Regions from separate parts of the Mus musculus genome. Here region 1 is linked to region 2. The links are chromatin contacts, found by POLR2A ChIA-PET in ENCODE. All regions are on one chromosome and are shown on one strand. Each heading gives the region's core, a stretch centred on a gene start or an enhancer-like site at or near the end of the contact. The rest is flanking DNA. Distances are from core to core; before and after follow the strand shown. Region 1 holds the start of Rbm39 (RNA binding motif protein 39). Region 2 holds the start of Ergic3 (ERGIC and golgi 3).

What was found. ChIA-PET counts read pairs that join two places held with the same protein, here RNA polymerase II (POLR2A).
Region 1: POLR2A ChIA-PET joins it to region 2 with 12 read pairs in Patski. The contact joins the promoter of Rbm39 here to the promoter of Ergic3 in region 2. POLR2A ChIA-PET finds 5 or more read pairs at or near these places in 2 of 5 experiments (Patski and embryonic stem cell).

The regions. Positions count from the first base shown.
Region 1 is chr2:156,177,186-156,183,020 of GRCm38, reverse strand. It overlaps Rbm39 (RNA binding motif protein 39), which reads left to right and starts at 2,783. Exons shown (of 17, transcript NM_001291114.1): 1 at 2,783-3,134; 2 at 3,781-3,844; 3 at 5,636-5,685. The coding sequence starts at 3,794.
Region 2 is chr2:156,005,636-156,010,769 of GRCm38, reverse strand. It overlaps Ergic3 (ERGIC and golgi 3), which reads right to left and starts at 2,742. Exons shown (of 13, transcript NM_025516.5): 1 at 2,542-2,742; 2 at 2,335-2,405; 3 at 2,119-2,206; 4 at 1,791-1,910; 5 at 237-330. The coding sequence starts at 2,629. It also overlaps a transcript of 6430550D23Rik not described here.

The sequences.
Region 1 (5,835 bases), core at 1,534-4,033, 170 kb before region 2:
GTTTCTCTGTATAGCCCTGGCTGTCCTGGAACTCACTCTGTAGACCAGGCTGGCCTGGAACTCAGAAATCTGCCTGTCCCTGCCTCCAGAGTGCTGGGACTAAAGGTGTGCGCCCGGCTTTTTGTTTTTTGTTTTTGTTTGTTTTTGAGTCAGGATTTCACTAAGTAGCTCATCTTGTAACGGGAACATGAAGTTTAGACCAGGCTGCCTCTGCCTCCCAAGCACTGAGACTAAAGGTATCCACCATCATCTTTGAACTTCGTACAACAATTTAAGGGACTTTCAGTCATCATGTGCCTTGGCCCTTGATTTCTCTTCTACTACCACCCTCATTTTTGTCCTTTGTTTGAGACAGGGTCTTACCCAGCTCAATAGCCCAGGCTAGTATCAAAGTATGTCAGTCAGGTGACCTTGAACTCCTGATCCTCCTATTTCTAGAACATTTGGATCCAGGCTTGCACCTTGGAGTCTGGCTTTAGTAGGTGCTAATATTAAACCTAGAGCTTTGTATCAACTCTATAGACCAGCTATCCTTGAACTCAGAGATCTGCCACCACCCAGCCATAACTTTTCCATCTTTTGAGTAAGACCTGGCTGTCTTGGAACTCCCTCTGTAGATCAGACTGGTCTCAACCCAGAGCTCTGCCTGCCTCTGTCCCCAAGTGCTGGGATTAAAGCATATGTCACCATGCCTGGCCTAAGTCTCAACTTTATTATTACTAACATTTTAATGATTTACTTTTATTTCATATGCATTGACGTTTTGCTTGCATGTATGTCTGTGTCTTGAAGGTGTAGGATCCTTTGGAATTAGAGTTACAATTGTGGACCATCACTGGGTGATGAGAATTGAACCCTGGCTCTCTAAAAGAGCAGCCAGTGCCTCTCACTGCTGAGTTCTCTCTTCAGTCCCCAGTCTAGCTTTTCAAGAACAAATTGTTTAACATACACATACACATTTAACATGCATGTGTTTGGCTTGCATGTAGTCTGTGCACCACCTGCATACCTGATGCCTGTGGAGACCAGAAGGCATCACCAGATCTGCTTAATGTAGTTGTGTGCAGCCAGTGAGTATTGGGAATCAAATCAGTGCTCTTACTCCTTTCTCTCCAGTCCCCCTTCTACCTTTTTCATAGCCTTTTACTGTGTGGCACGCGTTGTCCTTGACTTGGCAGCCCAGGACAGGACTATTAATTAAGGGCTCCTGTAGAGAGATAGAAGACAGAGAGGGGCTTGGTCTGACCTTAGTTAGGCAAGACCACTGCTTATTCAGGGTGAAGGGGCATCCCTGTCACCACTCACCCTATGGTTAACATTCCTATAGAGGAAGACAGGTTGTAGCCCCTTATAGGAGCAGAGAAGTTTCAGTAGTCCACAAGGGAAGTTGGAAAGCCTAATCTTTCAGCAGGAAACTATCAGTGATTTCATGCAGTGTGCCACATCTGAGAGAGAAAGCCAGATCAGCTAAATTTTTTGGAACTCATAAGGCTGACCTCAAATTCACAGAAATCCCCCTGCTTCTGTTTTCTGAGTGCATAACTATAGACAAGCTCTACCAGGCATGCTAGAAAAGTCACCTGCCAACTGTATTACATTGCCAGCCCCAAGAAGTTTCCTGTCATCATTCCACATGCTCTTCCTACTCCTCACGAGCTTTCAGGGAGAGTCCACCTGGACATACATCCCCTGCTAAACTTGGGAATTAGTGAATATTTGCAGTCTTGGCTAGTGTCAAGCTTATCCTTGCTACTAATTATAATATTCCCCCCTTGAGGAGGAATCGGAATATATGGAGAGCTTAATTTACTTGCTCAAGGTCACATTGTTGGAGTGGCTACACCAAGCAAGGTGTGACATTTTGGACCTTTTATACCCTCAATTATTAAGCTGCTGATAGGTTTCCAGACTGGTTTGATATTTTATTTCAAAACGTTTTCTATTATGTAAAAGTGGGAGAAAAAAAAAACCTTCCAATGATCACTCAGCTTCTCTACCACAGAATTAACCACTCCCAAATACACAAAAAGCAAACCAAATAAAATCCAACAAAAATTAAACAAAAGCGGTAAATTCACACAGTCAAAATCCTAGGGAAAAGTGAGGGGACCTTTTAAAGTCACAAACCACCCCGATTCAGAGCCCGACTAAATTCAGGGGTTAGAAAGCTACACACTGCGGTTTCTTCCCAGCCCGGCCACCGCCTCCGGTTTCCAAGGGTGTTGCGAAGCTTCACTATCGAGCCCACATCTAACTGGTGACACCAAACGACAAGAAAATCGTACTTTTTATTCCCATTCCCCTGTGTACAGCTCGTTCTTGTCTGCATGCGTTTTCACCACTGGTGGGTCTGGACACGACTGTCTTAGCCCACAGCCATATGTATTATAATAGGTTGCCTTATGGCGACCTTGACAGCCATCTGTGTGGGAGGGCGGGTGTCCGGGGTGGGGGTCGGCTCTGAGAGGGGAAACCTTCACACCCAGCGAGGAGATGACACCAGCCAGGATGACAGCAACGATGCACCACTCAGCAAGGAATCCTCCCAAAGATTGACAGTCAGGGCACCAACTGTCTTTGCCCGATAGAGGACGCACCCTCGCGAGACTTGGGTGCAGCTCTGGCGGGGGAGTCCGAGAAGCCTTTCGGAATTGGGGGAAGGGAAACTGTGATCATCTGTGGCGCAATCATTGCGCGAGATTGGGCCACGGTCGCCGGGAGCCGCGGTGAGAGATCTCGCGATAGTTCGTGCTTTCCAGTCTGGAACCCGGGGCAGTTTCTCGCGAGAGCCCGTGCTTGCGGCTCCGGGAGACCCCGGGTGTTTGTGTGTGTGTATGTGTTGGTGACTGTGAGTACGGAGGAGCAGCGGCCGCCATTTCAGGGAGCTAGCCGACGCTGTCGCAGGGGTGGATCCTGAGCTGCCGAAGCCGCTGCCCTGCTCTCCGTCGCGGGCTCCTTTAATCCCATTGTTTCTTTTAGATTCGCTTGGGCCTAGACGCCCTCGGGGCCCGATATTCGGGTTGGGCGGTACCGCGGCCTGGGCCTAGTGGCTTAACAGTAGCGACAGCAGCAGCGGCGGCGGCGGCGGCAGCCGACTTCCCGTGGCGAGCACAGGCGCGCGGAAGCCCGCACAGGTACGGGGCGTCGCGGCCGGCGGGGAGTGGGTCGCCTGCCCGAGCTGGGTGCTCCGCGATGCCGAGGCTTTTCGCCGCTTTGCTCGGCGCGCAGAGGGGGAGGGGGCCTTCCCGGTACGGTGGGGTCACCTCTCCTCGGCCGTGCCCTTCATCTCGGGCAAGGACGTCGTGGGCGTTTTTTGGTAGCGGCCGGGACCTCCGTGGGGACCTCGGTCAGATAAAGATCTGTCCTTCCGAGGGCCGGGGCTGGTCGCGACCTCCCAACATGGCGCCCGTGGAACGCCGCCGTGGTACACAACCCCTCCCAGCGGAGGGAGTCTCCCTCCGCCGCTAAAATGGCAGCGCGGGTTTTGTGCGGTGAGGAAGCGCTCCGCTGCATCCTTCCTGGGGGCGCTTTTAGCCGCTCGCGGGCGGGCTTTTGAAATTCGACCTGGAGTCCTGCTCCTGTCTTAGGTACAAGGAACGTGACACTTGGCGTACCCAAGGCAGCCTTGTCTGATGGGCGTCGCACAATTTTAGCCATCGTAGCGCTTTCAAAGGAGTTTTCTCAGGCTTTGAGGATGGGAGATCAAGGGGACATTTTATCTTATTTTATTATTTAGCAGAATTGCAGGTGTACTTACAGGACTGTCTTGTTCTTCCCCAGGCGAGTAGAGAAAATGGCAGACGATATTGATATTGAAGCCATGCTTGAGGCCCCTTACAAGAAGGTGAGAAAACACGCTAGTGAGCTTTAATATATTTCTTAATTTAGCATTATTCACGAAACTACTGCTGAAATGTAAACTAACCTTCCCGGAGCCCTCTTGATTACCTTATCAGAGATGCAATACGTGTAACTTACAAAAGTAAATATATGCTATTGATGTAATAATATTGTGCAGTAGTTTCACTTCAGCGTGATGAATAAATGCCCATCTATCTCTCTTTGTAGACTTGCCTAACGATATCTCACCTCTACTCCCATGAATTCACCTTTGATTCCAGTGTGAACTGTCAATCATAAGGTAGTAATTGAGTGACTTATCGCTGTACCGTGGTCCCCTAGGTAAAATGACTCAACTAAGAATTACCAGCTCCAGTTTGGTATAGCAAAAAGGTGAATGTAGTGGTTTGGGAAAACTGCAGGGGTCCAAGAATAATAAATTACAACCAGTCTCTGGCAAGTAAATCTTAGAAGTCTTGAAAGAAGAAATGGGTGAGATTTAAATTTTATTTTATATAAATAGATATAAGACTGGTGATAGTAAACCTGAATACAGGCAGGTATTGATCTGCTTTTCAGTTAATAATTATTAAGATTCTTGGATCCCTGAATAGAAATTGGCAAAAAAGAGGAAAAAAAACCAAGAAAAAGAACAGAAGAGAGAAAAGAAAAAAAGCAAGAGACAGTATCACAGCTTAGAGTCACTTGATGACTGTTTTACTGCTCTCCATAGTGTTTATTTTTAATTAGGCCCTGCCATAGCTTTTCACACTCAAAACTAGAAAGGAAGTATTTTGGCCAGTAATACAATATGACCCATTTCGGTATCACAGTAAAAGTCAGCACTCTTCATTCTTTGACCAGTTGGTGGTGAAAATAGCAGTGTGCATGCATGCATTGTCACTGGTGTCTCAGACCTTAAGCCTGGTAACTTAGAGATCCTACTATTGGTGATGTGTTCAAACTGTGGAATAAAAACATTGCGCTTAAACCGTTTATAAATAATACATTTGTCTTGGAGTGTAGCACGACCATGTGGTGCCTTTTGGATGAATTCTGATAGCTTTAAATAGTGTAATTTTGTAATGCTAGACTCTTGAAGCCATACTTTCTGTTTTAATGTTTCTTGTCTTAGTTTAACTTGGATATAATTCCATGTAAACAGGTATGGAAGTAGGAAATGTTTAGGCTGGACTGGTGGATTATTAATTAACTTTTCTTGGGTTCTTGGGAGTCAACATTACTAAAGCAGTGTGAATCCCTGTTTGCTTCAGGGCGAGATGTGTGACAGAGGTGGCATCAAGCTCTTACAGTCCCAACCCTCCAACGGAAATGGGCGAAGATCTCAGGAATGGCATCGGTCACAGGAAATCGATAGTGGCTGGCTGCTAGCATGGCCACTTGGGGCTTAGGCAGAAATAGAGCCATGGTACCGACAAAAGGGACAATAGCACATGGAATAAAACTCAAAATGACTTCATGTTTCATAGAAATCTTTAACCACTTCAACATTGTAATTCCGGATGACTTATTTAATACTTAAACAATGTAAGAAAGTAAAATATAACATATTAAATGTGGAAAGATTTTAATTTTTGTTTCTTGATGACTTAATTATTAGCAACAAAGTGGTTAAACGTATACCATCTAAATTTTATAGCCTTCCATGTTAAAGTAAATAAGTAATTAGTTTTAAAATTGTCTTGTATTTTCTTATTCCTATTCCCTTTACCCTTTGACAACTTGAAATGTTACCACTTCGTCCTCATGATGTTCTTCTATCAACCTTGCTTAGGATGAGAACAAGTTGAACAGTGCTAACGGCCATGAAGAACGTAGCAAAAAGTAAGTTTGACTAAGGAACCTGGGGGGGGAACTAACCTTGTGGAAATCTATTCTTGTGGTTAAGCATCAAACTATGGTTTTCTTTCGGTATCACAGTAAAAGTCAGCACTCTTCGTTCTTTGACCAGTTGGTGGTGAAAATAGCAGTGTG
Region 2 (5,134 bases), core at 1,493-3,992:
ACTTTGGCAAGGAGGGTGTTATTATCCCTACATAGAGAAGCAATGTGGCTCAGATTGAAGACAAGGACTGGACGCCTGGCAGCTGGTTCTCTAGGCTGAAGAGCAGGCCCCCTAGGTGTGCAGTTGCCAGCGGGCCTGCTGGCTAACTGTTATCACTTGCATCAGGATGAATAGTGAGGAATATAATGCCTCTACCATCTCAGGTCTCACTCCCCATGCCCTGTGGCGTGGCTCACTTGATGTCTTCTGACTCAGCGCCGTAGCAGCTCTCACAGCGATTGGGGTCCAAGGAGTTGGGGTCAAACACTGTCACCTCGACTTTCCCAAGCTCTGGGCAGGGCAGGGGCAAAAGCACAGCATGAAGCAGACACAGTGACATCCACGGCCACAGCTCCCTCCCACATAAGTCCCTGGGCTGGGGAAAACCAGCCACATACATGATGGTCAGGTGTTAAGGCCATTACATATACTCAGTATCAGAAAACAGCAGTAAACACTAAGAGTCAGTTGGTACAGGCAAGTTCCTGTTGCCCTGTTCCATCCCCTTAGACTCTGAGACTGGGATAGTAGCCCATACCTTTAACCCTAGCACTTGCGAGACAGAGGCAAGAGGATCTGTGAGTTCTACACAGTGAGATGGGCTGAGGGTAACAGAGACAGCAACTTAGGGAAACTGCTCAAAGTGTACACTCTATACCAGGTCTTTTAGAAAGATTACTTATGGGCTGGAGATATGGCTCAGTGGTTAAGAGCACCAACTGCTCTTCCAAAGGTCCTGAGTTCAAATCCCAGCAACCACATGGTGGCTCACAACCATCTGTAATGAGGTCTGATGCCCTCTTCTGGTGTGTCTGAAGACAGCTACAGTGTGTACTTAACAATAAATAAAACCTTCAAGAACAGCCTGGTCTACAGAGTGAGTTCTAGGACAGCCAGGGCTACACAGAAAAACCCTGTCTCGAAAATACAAACAAACAAACAAACAAACAAACAAAAAAACAATAAATAAAATCTTTAAAAAAAGATTACTTATGGGTTGTGTACTGATTATATATTACTGATTCCCCCAACTCAGGATGAGGTTTCCCATGGTAAAATGTCATATTTTAGAATGCACTTAATACATCTAAGACACAGAACATTATAGCTTAACTGATACTGCCTTAAACATTCTCAGAATACTTACCCAGCCAACAGCTGGGCAAACCATCTGACATGAAGACTAGTTCCTAACAAAGCACCGAGTACCTCCAATGACTGAGTCCTCTACGCAAAGTGAAGACCTGAATGGTTGTACAGGCGTGCTTTCAAACCATCTCCAAGTCAGAGTGTTGTAAGCTGAGACCCATCTGTATTGCATCCAGCCCTGCATCATGCTCACAAACTGCAAGACAATGCTAGATCCGAACCCAGGCAACTCTACTCGAGAATTTAAGCTCTTAATCTTAGGATACTCGCACTGCAACGGGGGACAGTACTCTAGCCAATGAGGTGGACAAGCAAACTTCCTTTACCTAAGGAAGACCCATGTTCAAGCTTGAGAAACGATAACCGAGCAAAGTGTCTTGCTCTTAACCACTGGGCCCTCTCTCCAGCCCCTAAGGTATTCTACTCAATGTTCCAATACCAGAAGCATGGATTCAACTGACTCTTGATTTTTAATAGTTGTAGAACCCTAAGCAAGCCAGCTGACTTCTGTCTACGGTGTCACTGAGCCTGCAACGGCCCATGTGTGGAAGGCAGGCATGTCCAGCTGTAGGATCGGAGACCTGTCCCCCTCCCCTGGTTACCGTGCCGTTCAGCCTCTGAGCTCACGGGGACGCCATCCTTGTCTAGTCGTTTCTTGAACAGGTTGTGTTCCACATCCAGCTGCTGCTCCCCGGCCACGTCCATGGCATCGATGCTCAAGTCTGGAAACAGAGAGGCAAGCTAAGGCGCTACGACACCAGGGACCCGGAGAGCTGAGCTTTGATGGGAAAGATGTATCTTGAGGAAGAAATGGACTCGGGGAATGAGGATGGCCTGGCATTCACTCTGGGATCTAAGGCCAGAGGTGTAAATCTGGAAGCCCACCCTACGTCCAGGAGTCCAACTCCCCACTCACAATCGGGTACTCACAGGCACAAGGCATGTGCGGGAAAAGAACATCGATGTTGATCTTCAGTTTATCCCCCCGAGACTTGTCCACGTAGAGCTCAGGATGCACCTAGAGCATGTCTACCTCAGTCAGATTCGCCCCTATGCCTCTCCTCGCCTCTCCTCCCCTCTCCCACCTTTAAGGGTCCTGCCCTTAGAATGCCAGGCCCCGCCCACGCTCTAGGCCACGCCCCTCACCTCCGTAGTGAGATAATACTGCAACTCCGATAGGAAAAGCAGGAGCATGAGAAGGCCACTGACGATGGTCACTGCAGGGCGAGAGCGAGATTTGGAACGGCCTATATCCCACCCCTCAGCCCCTTAGCAGGCCACGGAGGGTCCGGGAGCCCGGGCCGAACGCGAGGACAGCTCCCTCCTTGCAACCCTGCCCGCGCCGAGACCTACCCGTGGCACCCCCGCAGGTCTTGACCCGGAAGTCCTCCAGAGTCTTAGGGTAGGCATCGAACTGCTTCAGCTTCCCCAGCGCCTCCATGGGGACCGGCCGGAAAGGGGACACCAGCCGGCCCGCCCCTCCAGCCTCCCGCTTCCGGCCTGGACCCGGGGTCACGCCCCTCGCTGTCTTGCGCAGGCGTAGCGGTGCGTAAGTGGGGCTCCACCCCCTCACCTGCCTCCTCAAAGGCAGTCTAGCTTGTGGACATTGTCACGCCTCCTCGCGCGGATTGGGCAGTGCTCCGAGAGGGGCGGGCTGGGAGCACAGAGGGCGGTGCTTGGGTGCGGAGTGACAGCACCTGTGGTAAGTGCCTCTCCTTGGACCTTTGGATCTCTTAGGACAGCGCTTCCAACTTGACCCCGCCAGAGCCACCGCAGCGTTAATTAGAATTGGTTCCAAACCGGGGTGGGCGCACTCTTTAATCCCAGCACTCAGAAGACAGAGTCAAGCGGATGTCTGTGAGTTCGAGTTCAGCCTGGGTTACAAAGAGAGTTCCAAGACAGCCAGGGATGTTACGCAAAGAAACCCTGGCTTGAAAAATTACAAAAGAAAAAAGAAAGAAAGAAATCGGTTCCAAGGAAATCATTGGTTCCCTCATTAGAAAGTCAAAAGTGGCTCCAAGGTGTTTCCAATGCGGTTAAGGCATGAGAATCTCTGCAGGGGGAAGTGGGTATTAACTGGCTTGCAAGGTGAAGGCATTTGCTGCCAATTCTGAGTTCTATACCCAGGACCCACATGGTGGAAAAAAACTGATTCTTGCAAAATGTCCTCTGACCTCCATATGAATGCCGTGGCGTGCCCTTGACTACACTCACAAAAAAGTAAATATAATCTATAAGTTATTTTTAAAAGAGAGTGGGTGTTAACTTTGCTTTTTTTTTCAAGCTTAAACTGATCAATAGTGGAACCCAGTTCTGGACTTCAGAGTACCCTGGGTTCTTAAACAGCGTCCAAGTGCTAATCCCAGTGTGGGTCAATAAATAAAATAAAGACGTTCGCTGATTCCACCCCTCCAGGACAAGGCTATGGAGTGGAGATTAAACAAACCCTTATTTGCTTTCTGTTGTAACCCATTAGCTCTAGACAGCTTAATACCGCTATAAAGACTAAAACAAAGTGCTCAATAGTTTTGTTTTAAGAAAGTGTCTTTCTGCTGCTCTGGCTGACCAGGAACACCTGGACTCCTGCCTCAGCCTCTTAGCGTCTCATGGGAGGTTTCTGTTTTGAAGATTTATTAACTATTTTTATGTGTGTCTACATGTGTTTATGTGTACCAGATGATAGTACGGGGCATTGGATCCCTGAAATCTGGACTTATGGGCAGTTCTGAGTCACCCAATGTGTGCTGGGAACTGAACCAGGGTCCCCTGAAAGAGCAGCCAGCAACCATGCTGTGCTCAGTCTCCATGCTTGAGCTTAAAGGTCTTGACGTAGAACTCTTGCTTCAGATAATAAATCCCACTTTAGGAATCTATTTTATGCTGTTGAATTCAATTTCCTGTCAACCTAAAGAGGTTTTGTTGTTGTTGTTTTGTTTGTTTGTTTGTTTTTGTTTTTTTCTCTGTAGACCAGGCTGGCTTCGAACTCAGAAATTCGCCTGCCTCTGCCTCCCAAGTGCTGGGATTAAAGGCGTGCGCCACCACGCCCGGCTCACCCAAAGAGAGTTTTTAAGATTTTATTTTGTATTTTATTTTAGATAGGGTCTCACTATGCCTGGGCTGGCCTTGAATTCTGCTTGCCTCTGCCTTGCAGAAGCTGAGATTAAAGGCATGTGCTGCCACATCTAGACCTTAAATGTTTTTGTTAGGATATGTTGATTATCCATGATAATGGGTTTATGAAATCTTCATACATATTCATAATGTATTTCTATCACACACACAAGCCCAGTTAGTTACCCTCCATAGGCCCCCTTCTCCCAGCAACCACATGGTGGCTCACAGCCATCTGTAATGGGATCTGATGCCCTCTTCTGGCATGCACCATATATATATATATATATATATATATATATATATACATATATATACACAGAACACTCATACAAAAATAAAAATATTCCAAACAAAAATTGTACCAGGTGGTTATAACTTATGCATGAGTTCATGAGATTGCTCAGAGGCAAAACACTGGAGTCAAATATGGTCATATATAGGGATCAGTTCTGTAAGGGTAAATTGTCAGGTCTCCAGAAAAAAATGGAATAAAAACTATTTGTTCTTAAGACCTTAGAACTATTAATCCTTAGAACCTGCATTTTAAAAAGATGGGTGCATGCCGGGCGTGGTGGCACACGCCTTTATTCCCAGTATTTGGGAGGCAGAGGCAGAGGCAAAGGCAAGTGGATTTCTGAGTTTGAGGCCAGCCTGGTCTACAGAGTGAGTTCCAGGACAGCCAGGGCTACACAGAGAAACCCTGTCTCAAAGAAAGAAAGAAAAAAAAAAAAAAGATGTGTGCAAGGGCTTGAGAGATGACTCAAAAGTTAAGCGTATGGCTGTCCTTTCAGAGGATCATTCCCCAGAACCCATCAGGTGGCCCCCAACCATC